Regions from separate parts of the Homo sapiens genome. Here region 1 is linked to region 2. The links are chromatin loops, found by intact Hi-C in ENCODE. Cell type or tissue: Calu3. All regions are shown on one strand. Each heading gives the region's core, and the rest is flanking DNA. Links, peaks and the distances in the headings are about the cores only.

What was found. A loop is a pair of places that touch in the nucleus more often than their neighbours do. Peaks named below come from ENCODE experiments on the same cell type or tissue, not always from the same donor. Only the 100,000 strongest peaks of a DNase experiment are listed, where the experiment ranks them.
Region 1: a loop joins it to region 2, with 8 times the contacts of the local background. A loop is called at or near these places in 2 of 110 quality-filtered maps.

Annotation. Positions count from the first base shown.
Region 1 is chr1:12,377,572-12,388,293 of GRCh38, forward strand. VPS13D (vacuolar protein sorting 13 homolog D) reads left to right here. Exons shown (of 70, transcript NM_015378.4): 56 at 857-1,020; 57 at 1,917-2,025; 58 at 5,405-5,584; 59 at 7,689-7,802; 60 at 8,614-8,763. Among named protein-coding and RNA genes, the nearest start is that of SNORA59A, 120 kb to the right of the region's middle. In Calu3, for the core only: no CTCF peak of the experiment used is centred there; a DNase peak (open chromatin) is centred at 8,750.
Region 2 is chr1:12,449,506-12,460,227 of GRCh38, forward strand. VPS13D (vacuolar protein sorting 13 homolog D) reads left to right here. Exons shown (of 70, transcript NM_015378.4): 66 at 6,493-6,625; 67 at 10,696-10,722. Among named protein-coding and RNA genes, the nearest start is that of SNORA59A, 52 kb to the right of the region's middle. In Calu3, for the core only: no CTCF peak of the experiment used is centred there; DNase peaks (open chromatin) are centred at 4,020 and 5,246.

The sequences.
Region 1 (10,722 bases), core at 853-8,852, 73 kb before region 2:
CACTTTGGGAGGCCGAGGCAGACAGATCACCTGAGGGCAGGAGTTTGAGACCAGCCTGGCCAACATGGCGAAACCCTGTCTCTACTAAAAATACAAAAATCAGCCAGGCGTGATGGTGCATGCCTGTAATCCCAGCTACTCGGGAGGCTGAGGCAGGAGAATTCGCCTGAACCCAGGAGGAGAGATTGTAGTGAGCCGAGATCGCACTATTTCACTCCAGCCTGGAGAACAGGAGCGAAACTCCATCCCAAAAAAAAAAAAAAAAAAAAAGAATTACTAGCAATCAATTAGCATAACCTTGAATACAACCAACTTAACACTTGTGATACAATCAATTCATGAAAATTGGACACCATCAATATAGTACGCTTTCCTTATAAACATTCGGGACGGGGAGGAAGACCTCTGGTAAATTCTGATTCAAAGTCAGATATTGAGCATATCGTATAGTCTTTATGTAATTGCACTCTTCTTTAAGGTAAGGGCACCGGACGGTCATCATCTGGAATGGCAGTGATCATGGCAGTATAGCTAGTGTAGGAGGCTGCCCCGCCATTTGTTTCTAATTTCTAAAAAAGGAAAAAAACTCGGTTATGAAAATAATACGTTTGTTAAAATGCACATTATTTGTAATGTTTGGTTGTTTGGTTCAAGAGGTTAGCATATTTTACCCTAAGAACAACAAAAGATAGATAACCATGAAAGTTTGAATTAAGCATTTATATAATGTGGAAAACGTCTAAATAAACTTCCTATATGAGAACTTATTTAGCCCTAGAGGAAGCTCTTGAAGTGAGGAGCTAGCTGTGGCTGCCCATAATGGCTCTTTCTCTTTTTGCTTGTACCTACTTAACAGGAACCAGGAAAGCGTTCTCAGCTGTGGAGGATGACAGGAACAGGAATGCTGGCCCATGAGGGCTCCTCAGTTCCTCACAATCCCAATAAGCCCTCAGCCGCCCGCTCCACCGAGGGGTCTGCCATCTTAGATATTGCTGGTCTCGCTGCAGTGACTGACAACAGGTAATTTTCTAGGCAACTTTTGATTCAAGCTCATTGCTTTCAAATTCAGACTCAGAGGAAATCTACAACAAAAACTAAGAGTTCTATAAATAAAGTAAAAATGTATATTTTTTTCAATGACAAAAACCTGTCATATTCCCAAATATGAGTATTGGGCTTTCCCTTTAAATATTTTAAGCTTTGATGAAATACCCATGCAGATGTTAAGAAACTTCAAACAATAAAATGGGTATAATGTGAAAAGTGATTATTTCTTCCACCCAAATTCCAGTCCGTCCTTATTCTGAGGAAGTAGTTTCTTTTTTACATCTTCCTAATAACTTTGTCAAATCCTTCAAAAGCAGAAATTAATTATTAAGAGAATAATCAGATGTATTTTTATGAATAAATCCTTGGATTCAAATTAGCTCTTTAAGTTTGAATAAGTTACTTGATTTGCCTGTGCCTTAGTTTCTCCATAAAAATCAGTGTGTTTTCAGTTAATACCTTATTTCCAGAAAAACTTTAGTTGACTTACAAGTTAGAACAGAAAAGAATTTAGAAATACAACAGAAAAAAGACTGTTGGAAAGATTTTACATGTATTTAGCAGCTATTCCTTCCATACTGCATGGTAAGTTGCCGTTTTGAGAATGCAAGAAGCCATATTACTGTGTGTTATGAAATCTTTAATGTCTTACTTTGTGTCCCCTCTTCATGTTTTTCCATTTTGCTTTATTCCTCTTTTCTTATCAAGAGATACCTAACTGCCCTAGGATTCAAGCTAACTACCCATTCAGTTTTAAGGGTGGAGGGCATTAGAAGGAAGAAGAGCAAAGCCATCATCCTCATGTTCCCTTCAGGCGTGAAACAGTTGACTCGGAGGTTTCATGGTTCATTGTGTATTCCGTTTTCCAGATACGAGCCACTGATGCTGAGAAAGCCTGACCGCAGGCGAAGCACAACTCAGACGTGGAGTTTCCGAGAAGGAAAACTGACCTGTGGGTTACATGGGTTGGTCGTCCAGGTCAGTCGTTTTTGATCCCCAATTGCAGCAAGCAGTGGTTGAGCCTTCTTTGAAACAAAGTCTCTACTAAGTTATACATGATGAATTGTTCAGTGGGAAAACTAGTTACAGAGCAATACTTATTCTATTCCATTTTAGTTAAAAGGAAGTCAGAGTTTTGTTGTGCATTTGTGTATTTTTTTTTTTTTTTGAGGTGGAGTCTTGCTCTGTCGCTCAGGCTGGAGTGCAGTGGCACAATCTCGGCTCACTGCAAGCTCCGCCTCCCGGGTTCACGCCATTCTCCTTCCTCAGCCTCCCGAGTAGCTGGGACTACAGGTGCCCGCCACCACGCCCGGCTAATTTTTTGTATTTTTTAGTAGAGATGGAGTTTCACCATGTTAGCCAGGATGGTCTCGATCTCCTAACCTCGTTATCCACCCGCCTTGGCCTCCCAAAGTGCTGGGATTACAGGCGTGAGCCACCGCGCCCAGCCCCGCATTTGTGTATGTTTACATGGGAAAAGTTCTTGGAGATGGTATGCAATACATGTGTTAAGAGTGATTGCCCTGGATGATAAGATATGTTTTTCATGGCTTACCTGGACTTTTTCTTTGATGTCATATATTACCAATGTAATTTTAAAAAGAAAAAAATTACCTATGTAATTTTAAAAAGAAAAAAATTACCTATGTAATTTTAAAAGTCCAGCACTAAGTTAGATGAATTAGATTTAGACCTGGGAAGTTAATGGCATAGCTGCAAGTCCTCTGTAAAGGGTTCTATGACATGGTGAGCATTCGCCAGGCATCTACATGCTCTTGATTCTGTTCATTTTGGCCTAAATAAGCATTGAATTGCTGTAGCAAATGTCAGAATGAAGATTGCTGGACAGTTTCCTCCTCAGCCAGTCTACCTCATGATAAACTCCCAGCTACTTTCTAAGCAAATATGTGTTTGGCAAATTACCAAGGGTTTGGATTTTCTGCCCTTTCTGGCTTCAGGCTGGGAATGAGAACAGGGGTCTGAGAAGTAGGAAGGTGTCTAGGAGGTTTGGACATGCAGTAGACTAGCACCTGCAATTGTGTGTGCAGTTCTGTCCAGCCTGGGATTTTACACAAAAGGGAAACAGGAGACTATCAGACTCTTGATAGAGAACTCTGAGTGTACTTAGATTGTACTCCAGGGCAGTTTGCAAAAACTGTAAGGAGCCTCTGACTGCTTTTGGTGAGATTTATTTTCTTTATCTCTATCGCCCTGAGCTTTTTTCATCAAAGACAAGCTGCTTACTTATATGTAGCACACATCTGGAATGGATTTGTGATTTTCAATTAGCAATACAATTCAAACTTCTAGAGGCAAAGAGGGCTTGTTATAATTGGTGGGTTTCATGTCTGACCCTGACTTCACTTCTAGTTTGTTTCTAAAGCCCATGTAATTCCAATGCTCTTGGAGCATTTTCTTCCTTAAAATCTTTTTTTGGTGTTTGTTGTTTTGTGAATCTATTTCATCATTTCCCTGCTTGTTAGTGACAGTATAATAACAGTATTCAGCAGAGCAGAATGTGTTTTGGTTAGGGAAGTAAGCTTGTTTCAATCTTATTATGCTGAATAAAGTCATTGAAGACATTAAAACATTTTCTGACACTGCTCTTATTAGGTTGTATATGCTCTTTCTTTCTAAACTTATAATAGCTATAAAAAGCTTTCTTTGTGTTGAAACCTGTACTATAAACCCTGCTCAAAGTTTGCTTTTCATGAGTCAATATTTAAAAGTTAACAAAGGGGATTTAGACACTCTTTGCCATTGTCTTCTCTAGCCTTGTGTTTGCTTTCCCACAGCCATAATCCTGTAGACTCGATTTACTTGGGGCATGTAGCAAGGTGTTTTCCTCCAAAGGCCTTGTTAAAGCAAACTAAATATGGCCTGAGAAGGACTCCGTACTTCTATAATTGAATCCCTGTGGACCAACTGTAACCTAGAGTAATCGGCAGGCAAGATTGAAATCCTTACTTAGGAGTATGTGCCTGTAACAATAGCTGAGACTTGGCCAGTCACAGCAGCCATACTTCCACCACTCACAGATGGCTGAGTGTTCAGACTGTGTTCAAATAAGGCAGACGCCAACCTGTAACCAATCCAGCTGTTTACTTCCAACTTCTGTACATCACTTCCCTTTCTTTGTCTATAAATTTGTTCTGACCACGAGGCATCCCTGGAGTCTCTCTGAATCTGCTGTGATTCTGGAGGCTGCCTGATTTGTGAATTGTTCATTGCTCAATTAAACCCCTTTAAATTTAATTCGGCTGAAGTCAGTCAGTCTGTCTTTTTTTCTTTTTCTTTCTTTTCTTTTCTTTCTTTCTTTCTTTCTTTCTTTCTTTCTTTCTTTCTTTCTTTCTTTCTTTCTTTCTCTCTCTCTCTCTCCTTCCTTCCTTTCTTCCTTCCTTCCTTCCTTTCTTTCTCTTTCTTTCTTTCTTTCTTCCCTTTCTTCTCTCTCTTTCTTTCTTTTTCTTTCTTTCTTTTTCCTTTTCCTCTTTTCTTTTCTTTTGACAAAGTGTCGCTCTTGTTGCCCGGGCTGGAGTACAATAGCACAATCTCAGTTCACTGCAACCTCCGCCTCCCGGGCTCAAGCGATTCTCCTGCCTCAGCCTCCTGAGTAGCTGGGATTACAGTTGCCTGCAACCATGCCTGGCTAATTTTTGTATTTTTAGTAGAGATAGGGTTTCACCATGTTGACCAGGCTGGTCTCAAACTCCTGACCTCAGATGATTCGCCCGCCTTGGCCTCCCGAAGTGCTGGGATTACAGGCTGAGCCACCTCGCCTGGCTTGAAGTTTTTCTTTTAACAGCCTGAATAACTGGGTATCAGGTGACATTCTCAACTCTGTATTCCATTCTAGAAGAAACACCATCTTTTGAGTATTTGGATTGGTTGTCCAGCCATAGGCCTGTTTGGGGAGGTTTTCAACTCAAGAATTTTCCTCTTACTGGAAAGCTGAATGATTATAATAATTATTTTCTATTTTCAGAATATTTCAGATTTTTAAGCAAACCCTAGTAAGAATACTCAAAGAAACAGCTAGTTTTGGCTACTTTTTTAGAAGTTTATTTTAATGACAAGAAGTTAGTACTAGTAAAAGGCAGAATTAAACTGATCTATGCATGAAATTATCTCTTATTCATAATTACCAAAATTTATGAGCATAACTTTTCATCTTACTGAAGTAATTCTCCTGTTTTTCATCATCTGCAAAGCTGAACAAATAGTAAAGGCTTTGTTGCACATTGATCATGACCCTCCAGAGGAGAATGTAAATTTAGGAACTTGTTTGAAATGATGTGTTAACTTGTCAAAGTCAGTGCCTCTGTCTTTTCTCACATGTCTCTACTCCAATGTCTTTTAGGCCAAAGGAGGACTTTCTGGTTTGTTTGATGGAGCTGAAGTTGTTCTTGGTCCTGACACTTCCATGGAGCTTTTGGGGCCAGTTCCACCTGAACAACAATTTATTAATCAAAAAATGAGACCTGGTTCTGGAATGTTATCCATCAGAGTCATCCCAGATGGACCAACTAGAGCACTCCAGGTGATAATTTGTCATAAGAGCTGATGTGAAACTCTGTACTTCCTCCACCCCCAATGATTACTCATTTAACAAATACTTATTGAACATGTTTATGCCAGATATGAAGATATGGTATCTTCATCTGTAAAATGGGGATAGGATCTACCTCACAAAGTTGTTACAAGAACTAAAGTACAACAAAAAGATAAGCGTAAAGTATAAACAAAGTATCAATGAAATATGTGGTAACCTAAAAAAGTATAAGATTTAAACAAGATAATGTTAACAGTGCATATTAATAGTGTTGTTAATTATTATTAATAACATAATATCTTAATAACATTAACAACAAGAAGATATGAGATCCTTAATCAGATAATTAAAATATTGTGTTAATGAGAGTAGGAGTGGAGGGTGTATGGAAAGGATTTGTATTCCCAGATTTAGAGGGTGGGGAGCTTCCTAAGAGAAGTAGTACTTAAACTGAGACCTAGAGTTTAACTGAAAGGAATTAGCCAAATAGAAAGGTACAGGTGGAGGGGCTGTGCCCTCAGTAATAAGCATGTTCATCAACAGGTATTTACTGAGCAGCTACTTGAGCCAGCACAGGTCTAGGTACGGAACATTTACCAGTGAACGGACAAAACTCCCTGCCTTCTTGGAGCTTACATTCTAGTGGGGATGGACCATCATTGACCAATAAACATAGGAAGTAAATGACATACGATGTGGAAGTTGACTAGTGAAGGCCCACAGGTAGCAGAGTGATCCTCAGCCCAAGTGGCACACAGAATGTGGTAAGAAAGAAGGCTGGAGATAGAAGCAGGGGCCAGATCATAAAAAGTCTGAGATACATACTAAAGAATTTGTGGTTTTTCTAAGGCAACAAGGAGTCAGGGAATGGCATGATTAGAAAATTGTTTTAGATCACTTCCTCTGGCTGCAATGTAGAGAAGCAGAGTGGGGCAAGACTGGAGATAGTGAAATACCAGGTAGGAGGCTCTTGCACTAATGTAAATGAAGGGTTATGGTGGCCTGAACTGGAAGAAGTGGCAGGGGTGGACATGAGGAGGCTGGAGAGAAATGGATAGAAATGAGAGCTTACTTAGGAGTAGAGTCAGGCAGATTTTGTGACTGAATGTGGGAATGAGGGAGAGGAAGGAGTCAGTAATGGCCTCCAAGGTTCTGATTTGGGCAACTCACAGGATGATAATCCAGATCACTAAGGGATGAACATGGAGCAGACTTGCAGAGGAAGGGAGGAGTTAGGTTTTGGACTTGTTGAGTTAAGGTAACTGTGTGATATCTATGTGAAGATGTCCATAAGTCATTGTAACTATGGCTCTGAAACCCAGGGGAGAGATCTGTGATGGGGATAAGGGTTTATTAGGTCATAGCGTAATCAGAACAAAGGAAAAAAAAGATGTTGGAATGTAGCAATGAGCTCTCTGAGATAGTGCATCACAATTCACAACACCACTTTTTATTTATTTATTTATTTATTTAGCTATGTCACTCTCTTTCACCTAGGCTGGAGGGAAGTGGCAAAATCATAGCTCATTATAGCCTCGAACTCCTGGGCTCAGGTGATCCTCCCACCTCAGCCTCCCGAATAGCTGGAACTTAAGTGCATGCCACCATGCTTAGCTAATTACTTTTCATTTTTTGTGGAGATAGGGTCTCGCTATGTTCCCCAGGCTGGTCTTGAACTTCTGGGATCAAGCGATCTTCCCACCTTAGCCTCGCAAGTAGCTTGGACTACAGGTGTGTGCCACTGTGCCGGCTCACAATACCACTTTAAAAAACAATCTTAAGGCAAAAATGAATGCAGTGATCTTGAGGTTTGCATATTTTGACTTGAGCTATAATTTGAGATCATCTGCAGATATCTAACCCCACTACGTGAGGCTCTCAAGGTGTATAGCTTGAGTTTGCCATGCAGACTTGAAACCAAGTTTGCTTCTTTATTACACAAATCTTACCTTACCAGTGCTTTGGAAACCATTCGCTTCCATAGGATTATTGATTATATAATGACTTTTGACCTACACAGTTGTTCTGGGTTAGAATAGGTTTCAATAAGGAAGAGTGAATCATCTTCTTGTGGTGTTTTATTTGACTTCAGATAACAGATTTCTGCCACCGGAAAAGCAGCCGTTCATATGAAGTGGATGAACTTCCTGTCACCGAACAAGAGCTGCAGAAATTAAAGAATCCAGATACAGAGCAGGAATTGGAAGTAAGGTCTAAATATTGTGAATTTATTTATTTGATCATCAGTTTTTTAGAATTTTACTTGGTGGTATTTTAGACCTTCTGTTTTCTTTCTATCCTGTATGATTCTAAATATGAGTTACGCTTCACAGTGTTTACTGTTTATCAGTGAATGTGTGAATGTATTATGTAAATGACAACAAAGTTTATGTGGAATCAGCATGTAGTAAGCATTGCTAAACTATTATTACAATAAAGGAAGCTAAATTGTTTGAATTTCAGTAAGATTTAAGACAAACAATTTTTTGTTTTTTGCTTCAGCCATCTCTGACATCTTCCTTCTGTTTTCTCTGTTTGGGATTGGAGAGTGACAAGTTTGAAAAGGAAGATGAGATGAACATGAAAAAGTATATTTATCTGACGTTTATTCAGTGATTTTTGAAAAAATCAAATGCCTATGTGTAAAACACTGTGTTGGGTGCTATGGAAGTGTAGTGGATAACAGATTATGAGCTTTCATCCCAAATAAGGTGAAAGATTACCAAATAATTAGATTTCTATAATGAAATGCAGAATGTCATCAGTCCTTTGATAGAGGTATCATCACATACTCTGGAGTTCTCGTTGGGGTGAAGGGTATGCCTAGAAAGCAAGGCTTCCAGTGAGATGATAGCATTTGAGCCCTCCAGGTAAATAATAGGACTCCCCTAAGTGGTTTTCATCTGCTGAGAGATCGGGAGTAGAGGAATGTAAAATGCTTTATTTTCTTATACTCTCCTGGATACTGTGAGCTGTGTTTAAAACAATCAGGGTGCCATATTTTGGTTTCCTTTCAGGTGCTTGTGAGGTTAGAAGGTGGAATTGGGTTGTCCTTAATTAATAAAGTCCCAGAAGAACTGGTCTTTGCAAGTCTTACAGGAATCAATGTGCACTATACACAGCTGGCAACCAGTCACATGCTTGAACTCAGCATACAGGATGTACAGGTAAGGGGGAAGTTCCAAAGCTGTTAGTCACCTTGTTTTCATGCTGATCACCCAACCAGATCTAATGTTTGATGTTCTAAGAACTTTAATGTTTTGGAGGAAATATCTTGTGGCCTTCAAAAAATCATTCTGTGAAATAGTTGTTTCTACCTACATTCGTCTCATTAATTTTTCTACATACAGCAGAATTCTGCATATATTAGAGGTAACTCAGTCAGGGTGTCATGGAGGAAGGTGACCCATGGTTCACCATCTTGCCAATAGAAAAACCAATAGGAAGTCATCTAACCATCATTCGGAGGGATTGAGGTCTGTCATAGGGAGAACAAACTAAAGAACTGGACTTTGCTTTCAGTCAAGATGGAGTAACAGGGACTAAATTTACCCTCCCACCTGAAACAACCCCAGAATCCAGATAAATAAGAAGACAATGGTATTGAGACACTGGACATCAGACAATGAAGGACAGTGCTTTGACAGGTGGGAAACAAACGAGCTGAGCCCTGTAATTGCCTTTCTTACCAATTTGAGAACGTTTCCAGGGAGGGGAGACCAAGCAAGTACCCAGCACAGTGGAGAAGTTGAGAAAACAGAGCTGAGAGTCTAGAGAGACCAAGGTATCTATAGTTATAGGATGGTACACTTGGGCATAGAGAGCTGCACAGAAAAACTCTGAAGATCTATAGACCGTCCCTCTTGAGTATTTAGCCAAGTATTAGTCAGTGATGTATGTGAGGAAACTACCCATCTGAAAGGATCAGAGGGAACAGTGCCTGCTGCCCACACAGGGCTAGGAATAGTGCTTGTGCCCACCAGCTGGACTGGAAAAACTAAGAATTTATGAGACGTTGGGAAGAGTCTCAGGAAAGCCTTGCCCTCATGATTAATTAGCCCTAAACTGAGCACTGCTATAGACTGCCTAAGAAATCATAAAAGGAAGATCCGAAAGAATCAACCTCTTCCCAAGTAAATTAACCATATCCTTGAATAAAGCTCAAGAAGATTATTGGAATATGACAATTTAGCACCCAACAAGGTAAAATTCACAATATCTGACATCCTATCAAAAATTACCAGGTGTGCAAAGGAGTAGGAAAACTTTCTATATAATGAGGAGACTAATTGGTCAAAACTGATTCACAACTGGCACAGATGTTAGAATTTTTGGAGGACGTTAAAACTGTTAATGTAACTGTATTCTCTGTGTTCAAAAGGTTAAGTAGGGAGACTAATTGGTCAAAACTGATTCACAACTGGCACAGATGTTAGAATTTTTGGAGGACGTTAAAACTGTTAATGTAACTGTATTCTCTGTGTTCAAAAGGTTAAGTAGCAATATGGAAGACATAAAAAAACTAAAGCTTGTAGAGATTAAAATGTAATGAAAACTACACTGGATGGAATATAGCACACAACTGTGAAGGAAACTATACCAAGGCACATCATAATCAAATTACTCAAAACCAGTGTTAAAGCAAAGGAACAAGAAAAAAAAGACATGCTATGTGCCAAGGAATAAAGATAAGAATGACAACAGATTTCTTTTTGGGAACAATGAGAGTGGGAAGACAATGAGCAACATCTTTAAAGTACTGAAAGGTATCAGCAGACCCATGCTACAAAAAATGTAAAAGAACATCATCAGGCAGAAGGAAAAAAATAGTATCAGATTGAAGTCTGTTCTACACAAAGTAATGAATACCAGAAATGATAACTACCTGGGTAAATATATAAGATTATTTTCTTCTTATTTAAAGTAAGAGTGAGATTCTTATCAACAATAGCATAAAGGCTGAAGGGGAGAAATGGAAGTCTATTAGTGTAATCTTATACATGATGTGGTATGATGTCACTTGAATGTAGAATTATAAAGATAAACAGCATAAACTCTTAAAGCAACCACCAAAATAACAAAGAGTTATAACTAATAATTCAGCAAAGGAGATAAAATGAAATTAG
Region 2 (10,722 bases), core at 2,153-10,152:
TTCAGGTCACATTTTCCTTTAACTCTTCTCTGTTTATGAGTATCACAAAAGGGTTCTTCAACATCAAGGCAAAACTCACACTCAGAATACTTTTTAACTGTGGATATTTTGACAGTATGAAACGGAAGTCAGTGGTGAAGACTTTCGTTTTGAAGTGACTTAGGTCTTACATGACTCAAAGATGGTTTTCCTAGTAGTATACCAGCAGAGTTGAAAATGACTCTGAAATTGAAAGTCCCATACTACTTCTAAGAAACTTGTAAAAAGTGTTGGCCAAATGCTACACCAAACATTTTGCATTAATTATTCTCTTAACTCTTCAAAACAGTCCTTTGCAGGCCAGGCTCGGTGGCTTATGCCTGTAATCCTAGCACCTCGTGGGGCCGAGGTAGGCAGATCACATGAAGCCAGGAGTTCAAGACCAACCTGGCCAACACGGTGAGACCCTGTCTCTACTAAAAATACAAAAATTAGCCAGGCGTGGTGGCACACAACTGTAATCCCTGCTACGGGAGGCTGAGGCATGAGAACCGCTTGAACCCAGGAGGTGGAGGTTGCAGTGAGCTGTGATCGCACCACTGCACTCCAGCCTGGGTAACAGACTGAGACTCAGCCAGCAAAAAAAAAGAGCAATCCCTTACAGTAGAAAGTATGTGATTTTAGCAGATGGATAAACTGAGGTTCAGAGAAATTAAGCCTCTTCCACCAGCATGCGTGTTTGGTAACTGTCAGGGTAAGATTTGATTCCTTTGCTCCTGCTTGTTTGACTACATCGTGGCAACTCCCACAAAGTTCATGGCAGCCTTACTTAGAGGCACAATAGATAGTTGGGTTTTCCAAATTTATGAGTTCAGACATAGCTTATTGCAGACAATGCTGATTAGAATTAGAGCTGTGCTGGTAGCTGAGGTTTGCAGCTGTACAACCTTGTATAGTCTCTGACTTGTGGTGGTTTAACTTACAATTTTTTGACTTGACGATGACGTAAAAGCTATATGCATTCAGTAGAAACTGTACTTCAGATTTTGAGTTTTGATCTTCCTGGGCTGGTGACATGTGATCCGATTCTGTCGCAGTGCTGGGCACTAGGGCAGCCGCAGCTCCTAGTTAGCCACGTGATCATGAAGAGGGAACAAATACTCTACAGTGGGCCCTGCTGCCAGATGACTTCGCCCAGCTGTCAGCTAATGTAAGTGTTCCGGGCATGTTTAGATATGTTAGGTGTATGAAATTCATTTTTACTTAAAGCCTTTTCAACTTAAAAATGGGCTTACCCGGACGTAATCCCATCATAAGTCAAGGAGCATCTGTACTTGGAAGAATATAAAACTTCTCCATCACACTACGGAGTCCTGCCACTTCTCTCTTTTCCTGTTGTATTTGGTTACCATCTTCCCTGGTGACAAGGAAGATACTGCCACCAGCAATTACTCAGTGAGGCAAAGATATTAAAGAGGAAATTTCCATTAGGTAAATAACTGTGAAAGAAGAACCCAAGAGAAGGGAGAGAAATTCAAGCCCCAGCTCCTGTTACACTGGCCAAATGCCTTTGGCACCCCATGCTTGCTGAAGATCATAAAAGGGTCAGGTAAACTGATCAGACAGAACAGAGGAACACAGTGTGAATTTTTTCCCTTGCCCCATTCCAGTGTCTACTTGAATTTCAGTTTTAGAAAATCAACCCTTCGGAGCCAGGCCCCAAACCCAGGCTAATTTGCAGTGTCTCCATTTGTGTAGACAATGAGATTATTTTGGGAAGGAGGGTGTTGACAGAGTGTGTGTTAGCTATTCAGTAGAACTGGCATCTTGAAGTACTTCTGAGATTTTTACCCCCTTGCTGAAAATATTGCTTTATAGAAGTTAATGACTTTGGACTGTGGCCAGAATTCACAAGTATGGCATGTGTTGAAGTGAAAGGAAGGGGAAAATCATTGTCTTTGTGAGTGTAACACTAGATTTTCTGAAGGACATTTTGTTCCTTGGAACCTTTCATTTTAGCTAGAACAACATGCACTTGAAGCCTTAAGTATTTTGTGGACTTGAGATTGCTACAAAATGAGGTAGGCAGACTTAAGTCTCTGCAAATGCTCCTTCTGGTGTTAAGGTATTATAACCAAAGAGTTACAAATTGTCTGCAGATTACCTTCCAGTTGCTAGTCGCTTTCCCAGTTTAGAAGCCTAGCACACCCTGGTGCTGTTATGCCCTGCTGCAGATAGCTTCCGCTTTGCTGGGGGGATATGCCATGCCAGATGCTTTACGTGCACACTATCCCTGAATCCTCAAGACAGTCCTGCAGAATCTGATTATTCCCATTTTGCATATAAAGAAGTCAAAGTTTAGATAACATAATACTATTTTTATTGAATGTCTCATATGTATCAGGCTCTGTGCTATGTGCTTTACATGTATTACCTAATCCTTACAGCATCTTTGTAGGGAATATTTGTATCCCCATTTTGAAAAGGAGGAAAACAGAGGCCCGCAAAGGTTACTTGTCTGTGATCTCATAGCTGTTGGGTGTCACAGTCAAAATTCAAACTCAGGTGTGATTATCTTTCTATTATGCCACATCCATACTTCCCTACTGAGGTCTTGAAGGCAAGAGACAGAAACCACTTCTGATTTCTGATTCTCTGTCTCTAGCCTGCCGTACAAGTAGGGCTTCTGCACATGTTGGATTGCTTGGTTGACTGGGTGTGTAGTGGATTTGTACTTGCTCATATCGGGACTCATTTTTCCTTCGTCTGAATAATCTGGACCTCTATCTCCAGGCTTTACTTGTCACAAGACAGTGGGAGGATGGGATCATGAAGGATGGCCTGGGCCAGTCACTCCCTACATGATGGTGTAGCTCTTTTGGGTATCTCTGCCCTGTTTTGATGACCATCTTCAAAGTCAAGGACCTGGGTAAAATAGTGCTTCCAAGCTTCAGAGAAGAGCAAGGCCAGAGGGCACCCATGATGAGCACCACTGGAATTCCCTCCCTCCACAGCCCACTTGTTTTCTGCTGTCTTTGAGGGAGAAATAATGGCTGGGCAGGACTTACCTTCCCACTGAGGTGGGGAATGGGGTAGAATTAAGGATGCCTAACTAAATGCCTCCATAGTAAAAGGAGGCCACATGCTTTATGGTAGCCTGGATTCAATCCTCAGAGTGCAGTGAACTGGCCCAGGGCCCTGCCTTTACCACTGTATCCATCATTTGGCTGGCTTTGGTTTAGTTTCTGTAAAACGTCTTTCCCAGTAAAATCTGATTAACTACTCATCAATACAGGTTTGGTTGGATCATAGATTTCAACATCTACTCAAGTTTTCTGGGTTCTCAAAGCTGTATTTCTAGGGGTGAAGACTTTTGTAATGGTTGACTGTTAACAAGTGGCAAAGGACAAGTCCAGTTGGCTTGCATAAGCAATTTTTTATGGACAGAGAAACAGGAATTCAGACAGAAGTCCTACAGTAAGTTGAGATAGGTGTAGGTACCTTTCCATGGCAAAGGTCTTCATCTTACGGAAGAATCCAGCATTAGAGGGAAGAGTGATCTCTTAGGTCATCTCATCCCATCCTCCTTGGGTCAATACATTGTCTTTGTATAGAGAACACCCAGGACCCAGTTGGTGCTGGGGAGCTGAGGCTGCCACAGCAGACTTAGTTGGAAATTAAGCTTTTGGCATAGGCTCACTCATCAACTTTGGATATTAATTGATGGGAGTAGAAGAAGAGGGAGTGATATTGGGTATTCTGCCTAGATTATTCTCCCATATTCTCTTGGTGGGGGAGTATTATAGGATTTTTAACTTCCTCCTAGTTAGCTGCCAGCGATAGGTAAAGAGCACTTTACCCTATCTGTCTTCCAAGAAAGAGAATGTAAGCTCTTAGAAAGAATATAAGAGCTTGAGAGAAACAGGAAAGACCTGAATAAGACCCTGAATTGGCTGCGGTGCTCCTGGGTCTCTTCAGGTGGAGATGTGTCCCCTGGAGACACACAGGACATGGGCACGCGTCACTTAACTGTGGTTCTCACAGCGTCTGGGGCACCAGAGAGACACGTTTTTGTCTGGAACCTGAAGAACGCTGGCAGCCTACATAATTCTAAACATAGCAGGCACTCTTATTGATTCTTTCCAAAACAAAGGTCACATTTCCTTTCTGTGTAGTTTGTGTCCTGGGTTCCTGCTGACTGTTTTGTGTATACGATTGTTACCTTCTCAAAGAGACTGTCAGTTCTTGAGGGCAGGGTTCAAGGCTGCTGTTTGTTTGTGTTCTTCAGCAGTACCTAAATCTGTCCTGGGCTCAGAGGAAGTATTTAGTAAAGACATTCTACCTTGGGTTGTAGGTCACACAGTGCCAGAGCTGGAAAGGATTTTGGAAATCGTAGAGTCCAACACTCTAATTTTGTAAGTGGTACCACTCCAAAAACTTACTTGGGAGGCTGGTGTTTATCTGCTGGAAAGAGAGGATTTTATTATGTTAAACTATAGTGCAAATGACCATAATTCTAAACCTTTGACAGGCTTCCCTCAAACGCTGCAGGCATGTTCCTCCTTGGACTAGTAGCAGAGTAATAAGAACAGTAAGAATGCTAACTAGATACCAGGCCCCCGAGCCATTGTCATGAATGCTTCCAGCCACATGACAAAGTAGGTACTCTGGCTATTCTCCAGATGCAGAGGAGGCTCAGAGGTAGGTGACCTCGCTCAGGGTCATGTAGTTACCAGAATGGTCGAGGGAGGACTGAAGTTTGGTCAGATGCCCCAGCTTGTGGCCCTTCTCCTATACTGTGGTAACTCTCAGATGGGGTCTCTGACTGAAGCCACTCCTTAGTGATTCACGGTGCTAGCTTTGCAGCGTCGTGTGGTGTTTCCAGTTGTCCTAAAGGAAGTTATTAATTTTCATTAACTTTAATTCTCTCATTAGACAGGCAGTGATATGGAAGGCAAGGCAGAAAGCAAACAAATAATGATAGGGGTTACATCTCCAGAAAGGTCAGGAATCACTGCCCTAGGTTGTAAAATATTTGGACTGAGTAAAAGGCATGAGTCTTCCCATAGCTTCTTCCAGGAACTGTTGCTTTACATGGAATTGCTGCTGTGTTCACTAGTCCCTCTTCTGTGCCCAGAACTCACTGTCACATGTGTCAAGAATCCTCATGACTGAGGTTTCCAGGGCAGATCTGATCTGTGTAACACGCACCCTAACCCCCTTGCCAAAGGAGAATGAAATAGGCCCCTAGATGGCCACCCAGTTCCTGGGCCTTCCAGGCAGGCAGCTTGCCTTGAGGCTTTCCCCTGAGCCTTGTATCTAAGGAACATTCCTGTGAGTTTTCTAAGAGGTTAGTCCTGGGTCATTGGCACTTAAACCACTTGTTTTGGTAGATCCTTCCTGAGAAGGTTAATTATATATTTGATATCCTTCTCTTTTTATGCCTGAATGATGAGGATAAGTACTCTGTGGTTTATTAACTGTCACTTTAAACCTTTTCAGATTGTCTTGTGACAAAACAGAGTTTTATGTCCTTTTTATCCCAGCTTTGATGGATGAGACAGCTTTTCTGGTTAAAGTATGCCAGGATAAATAAAATCTCTGAATTGTGGAAAGGGTGGGTTTGCATTTGAAATCATGAGTTCAAGTCTGCCACCTCCTATGAACGGTGACCTAACCTGTTAATCTTTCCATCGATTTCGTTTTTGGCTTTTGACAAATGGAGCTTGGCACCTCATAGGTACTCAGTAATTATTGAATAAATGAAAGACAGCATTACTGGAGGGAGTTTGATGTCTCCAAATATTTGATACCAAACCCTAAAGCAACAATCTGACACATTTCCTGTTTTGAATTCCACTAATTCTTAGAGCAAAGAGCCTATGTTCTTACCATGATACAGTCCTGAAGCTCACTTCTCCCTCAAGACTATTTTGTTATACCTCTGATTTTTTCAGTAAATTTGGAGTAGTATTCTGGAAAGTGAATGTCATTAAAGATTTTTAGTAGTTGCTTTGCAAAGCCTAGTGTCCTCCATTGTATGCATCCCCCAATTGGTATGTGTCCAGTCCTTTTGAGAACCACTCAACCTGGGGCAGACAGTATAGGTAACTGCATTTAAAATATTTAAATTTATTTATATTTAAATTATTGGCCAGGCACAGTGGCTCACGCCTGTAATCCCAGCACTTTGGGAGGCCTAGGTGGGCAGATCACTTGAGGTCAGGAGTTCGAGACTAGCCTGACCAACATGGTGAAACCCCATCTCTGCTAAAAATACAAAAATTAGCCAGGTGTGGTGGTACACACCTGTAGTCTCAGCTACTCGGGAGCCTGAGGCAGGAGAATCACTTGAGCCTGGGAGGCGGAGGTTGTGATGAGATGAGATCACACCACTACAGACCAGCATGGGCTTATCTAATTGTATTTAATTTAAATTTATTTAAAGTAATTCAAATAGTAAAAATAGTGCCAAGACTTTAAAACTCTTCTCCTGCTTTTAACTCCTTCTAGTTTGCTGGAACATTATCAGATGGCTTAGGGAAGACGATGGACAATCGGCATCAGTCAGAGCGGGAGTACATCAGGTACCATGCAGCCACAAGTGGTGAACACCTTGTAGCCGGCATCCATGGCCTGGCTCATGGTAAGTCATGGGTGACATCAGGCTCTGCTGCTGCTGGTCCTCAGAGGCGCCTTTGTATCAATCTGATTGCAGCTATAAAAAAAGAAAGGTGGGCTGGGCGCGGTGGCTCATGCTTGTAATCCCAGCATTTTGGGAGGCCTAGGAGAGTGGATCATGAGGTCAGGAGTTTGAGACCAGCCTGGCCAACACAGTGAAACCCCGCCTCTACTAAGAATACAAAAATTAGGCCAGGCACAGTGGCTCAATCCTGTAATCCCAGCATTTTGGGAGGTCGAGGCGGGTGGATCATTTGAGGTCAGGAGTTTGAGACCAGTCTGGCCAACATGGTGGAACCCCATCTCTATCAAAAATACGAAAATTAGACAGGCGTGGTGGTACATGCCTGTAGTCCCAGCTACTCGGGAGGCTGAGGCAGGAGAATTGCTCGAACCCTGGAGGCAGAGGTTGCAATGAGCTGAGATCGTGCCACTGCACTCCAGCCTGGCAACAGAGCAAGACTCCAATTCAAAAAAAAAAAAAAAAAAAAAAAAGAAAAGGCTGACAACAGAGGAAATCCTGTGTTGGCGTACCTGATAGCCTTCCAAGCTCTCTTACTTTATCCTCCTTGCAGTTGAAATACGACAGCCGGTGAGAACTCCTCATTCGCTTTCTGAATGTTGTGCACATTGCAATTCCTTTTCGTTCTCTGGCTTCTGTTCCCAAAGTATCATAAGGTGTAATCAACCAGACCTGTTCTTAGAATTGTAGCTGCTACTTCTCTTAGAATTGTAACCTCTGCCTTCTCCTTACTGATCATTCCTTCCAAAGAAATTGAAATGAGGAATTTGTGGCCAGGTTTGTAGCCCAGGTGTTTTTTAGTTTTACATAAATGTGCATTCACTAAAATTATAAATTTATTTGCCTAAGAGATGTTGGTGATGGCATGAATGCATTTGGTCTCTGACTTTGAATTCTTTTAATGCTTTAATTCTGAGTCATTTGCCTTTTGTTGCATTTTTCTTAACAATTTCTTAGTACGGCATCCAAGGCCCTTGGAACTATAAATCCAGCCAATTTTCCAACCACCATCCTTCAGCCATGCTGCACTTTGGCCACACACAGCTATGTACTGCTTCCCAGGTGTGCTTCCAAGTCCTTGCTCACACATGGTCCTTCTGCTCTCCCTCCTCTGCCTCATTTCCTTGTCTATCAAAATCCTACTCAGCCTGTAAGTCCCAACTCAATACATTTTCCCAGCTCTATTGTCCCTGTTAGAGTTAATGACAGAGCACAGTCTGGGTTGTGTATGTCACCAGCTGTGTACATCTGATAGATTGAGAATGTGAGGAGGGGAGAAGGACCACTTTGCATTCACCTTTCTCCTTGTGTACCTCACATGACACCTGGCACATAGCTCATGCATAGTAAGGCTTAGTAAATTAAACTCTTTGTACCAGATCCTTAGGAACCATCCAAAGCTATCAGAGTCATATCAAGACTGATCAGTATTAATTATCTGCATTTGGAAGAAGAGGAAGGAATATAGACAGTAAAATATTATATTTCTATTTGTGCTTAGGACACGTTTAGAATAGAGTTTTTGTTTATCAGCTTTCCTAATGGTGAGATTTGGATCAAAATGCCTTTGCTTTTCCTAAGGCTGCCCAACCGTAAAGGGAGCTGTCCCTAAGGAGACGTCAGGCCAGAAGTGAAATTTGGCTGAAAGTAATTTGTTTATGGATTTTAAAAGTTGACTGTTGGGCAATCATTTGGGGTTAAGGTTTAATCATTCTTTCTCGTAATGGTAATGACAGTACATTGGACTCTTAGAAGACTTTTAAAATGAATATAAAATGCTTTGTTATGTGTGGTGGCCTTTATCTGGCCAGCATCCTTGTGACGTGGAGAGAGCATGGCTCTCCTCACTTTCTGGATGAACACACAAATGTGCTGAGAAAATGCATGATTGGTTCAAAGTTGCAAAATCACCTCCCATCAAGAATCATTCCTATAATATGTACAGCCTCTCCAGGAGCCAATGGCTTCATCCAAAGAGGATCCACTGAGCTCTGGGTTATACGAAGGCAGTATCCTAGAGTGAGAGTCTTCCCTTAGGATGAAAAGACCTTTAGAAGGTGATAAGAACCAGAATCCACTCAATCCCCTTGATGTAAGAAATGGGAATTGTGCTCAGTTCTCTCTGCAGGCCTTGCTGGACCCAGGTTCAGTCATGTTCTGTCTCTCAGGTCCCAGTCTGAATTCCTGTTCTGTGTGTGCTCTGCCAAAAACTTTGTTCAAAAGTTTGGGAAAGGGCTGGGTGCAGTGGCTCAGGACAGTAAGCCCAGCACTTTGGAAGACCTAGAGGGAGAATCGCTTGAGCCCAGGAGTTTAAGGCTGCAGCAAGCGGTAATCATGCCACTGCACTCCTGCCTGGGTGATAGACGGACACCCTGTTTCTAAAAAAAAAAAAAGTTTGGGAAAGAGATATTGCCTCACTGGAGCAAATTTACCCAGAATCCAAAAGAAATGTTGTGAATTGTTAGTACATTCTCACCCAAGGAGTTTCCTTTACCAATTTGTCTCACTAGAGCTGAAGAGTCTAGAGAGCTTCCTCACACCCCACTGTCAGAGGGTAAACATCCTGTGAGTGTCCCTGGCACAGGTCCTGGAGATGCTCCCTAGACGGGCTGCCTCTTCCCTTCAGTGACTGTGACCTCTTCAGCCTCTGCCAGCTTCTGGCCTCTTCTAAGGTGTTTTCAGCCATTGCTGTCAACTTGCAAAATGTTTGGAATGCCTTTTTGACCTGGATTGGTCTTTTGAACTGACTCCATTGAGGGTCCCAGCCAGCTTTCACAGCTTTTTGGGGTGCTCTTCATGAAGGTTTTATATAATCGCCGATACCGAATTTCATCAAAGCATGCAGTAGCTTTTACCTTATTTCAAGCATCCAGTGGGGTTGGCCAGTCACCCCCATAGTGTTCTTTGAAAATTGCAAATGTATACCATCAGCTCTCCATATCCACAGATTCAGCCAACCATGGATGGAAAATATTTGGGGGGAAAAAAGATTTCACGAAGTGCCAGAAAGCAAAATTTGAATTTGCCACACGTTTCAAATACTGTATTGACTCCACACAAATGAAGTGATATGTGGGCATCGTATTAGCTACAATAAATAATCTAGAGGTGATTTAACGTATACAGGACGGTGTGTGTAGGTTATATGCAAACACCTACAGCACATTATGTAAGGGACTTGAGCATCCTAGGATTTTGGTATCTGCAGGGGATCCTGGATCAATCCCACATGGATACTAAGGAACAACTACATTTAGTTATCTCTCTCTGCCTTAGATATCTTTCTTTTCTTTTCTTTTTTTTTTTTTTTTTGAGACAGTCTCGCTCGGTCGCCAGACTGGAGTGCAATGCTGCGATCTCGGCTCACTGCAACCTCTGCCTCCTGGGTTCAAGCAATTCTCCTGCCTTAGCCTCCCGAGTAGCTGGGACTACAGGCACGCATCACCACGCCCAGCTAATTTTTGTATTTTTAGTAAAGATGGGGTTTCACCATGTTGGCCAGGATGGTCTCGATCTCTTGACCTCGTGATCTGCCCGCCGCAGCCTCCCAAAGTGCTGGGATTATGGGCGTGAGCCACTGCGCCCAGCCTCTGCCTTATATTTCATAGGATGCCATCATCTTCAAACTTTCCCCGAAGGCCCAATTTTCTAGTCTCCTGTTGATTTAATCCTCTATCTGTATCCTCTCCTGATCGTCCGTAGGCTGCCCAAGCTCTGGGATCGAAAAATTGGCCACTGTTAACCTCTCAGCTTTTCTCTGATTTTTTTTTTTTTTTTTTTTTGAACTGGAGCACACTTTACTTCTGACTAACATGTAACATATATCCTCTGACTCTGGACTTAATGGGCAAATCTGCAGGATCCTCTTCTGTGAGTTGGCCTGTCTGTGGCCTCTCTGGCACAGAGATTAATAGAATGGCCTTAAGTTATCATTCCATAATCAAGGGGTTTGGCTTTAAATGCTTTTGCTTTTGTCCTCGTCAGGTTACAACAGCCCTTGTCTTTTTCACTAGGTATCATTGGTGGACTGACCAGTGTTA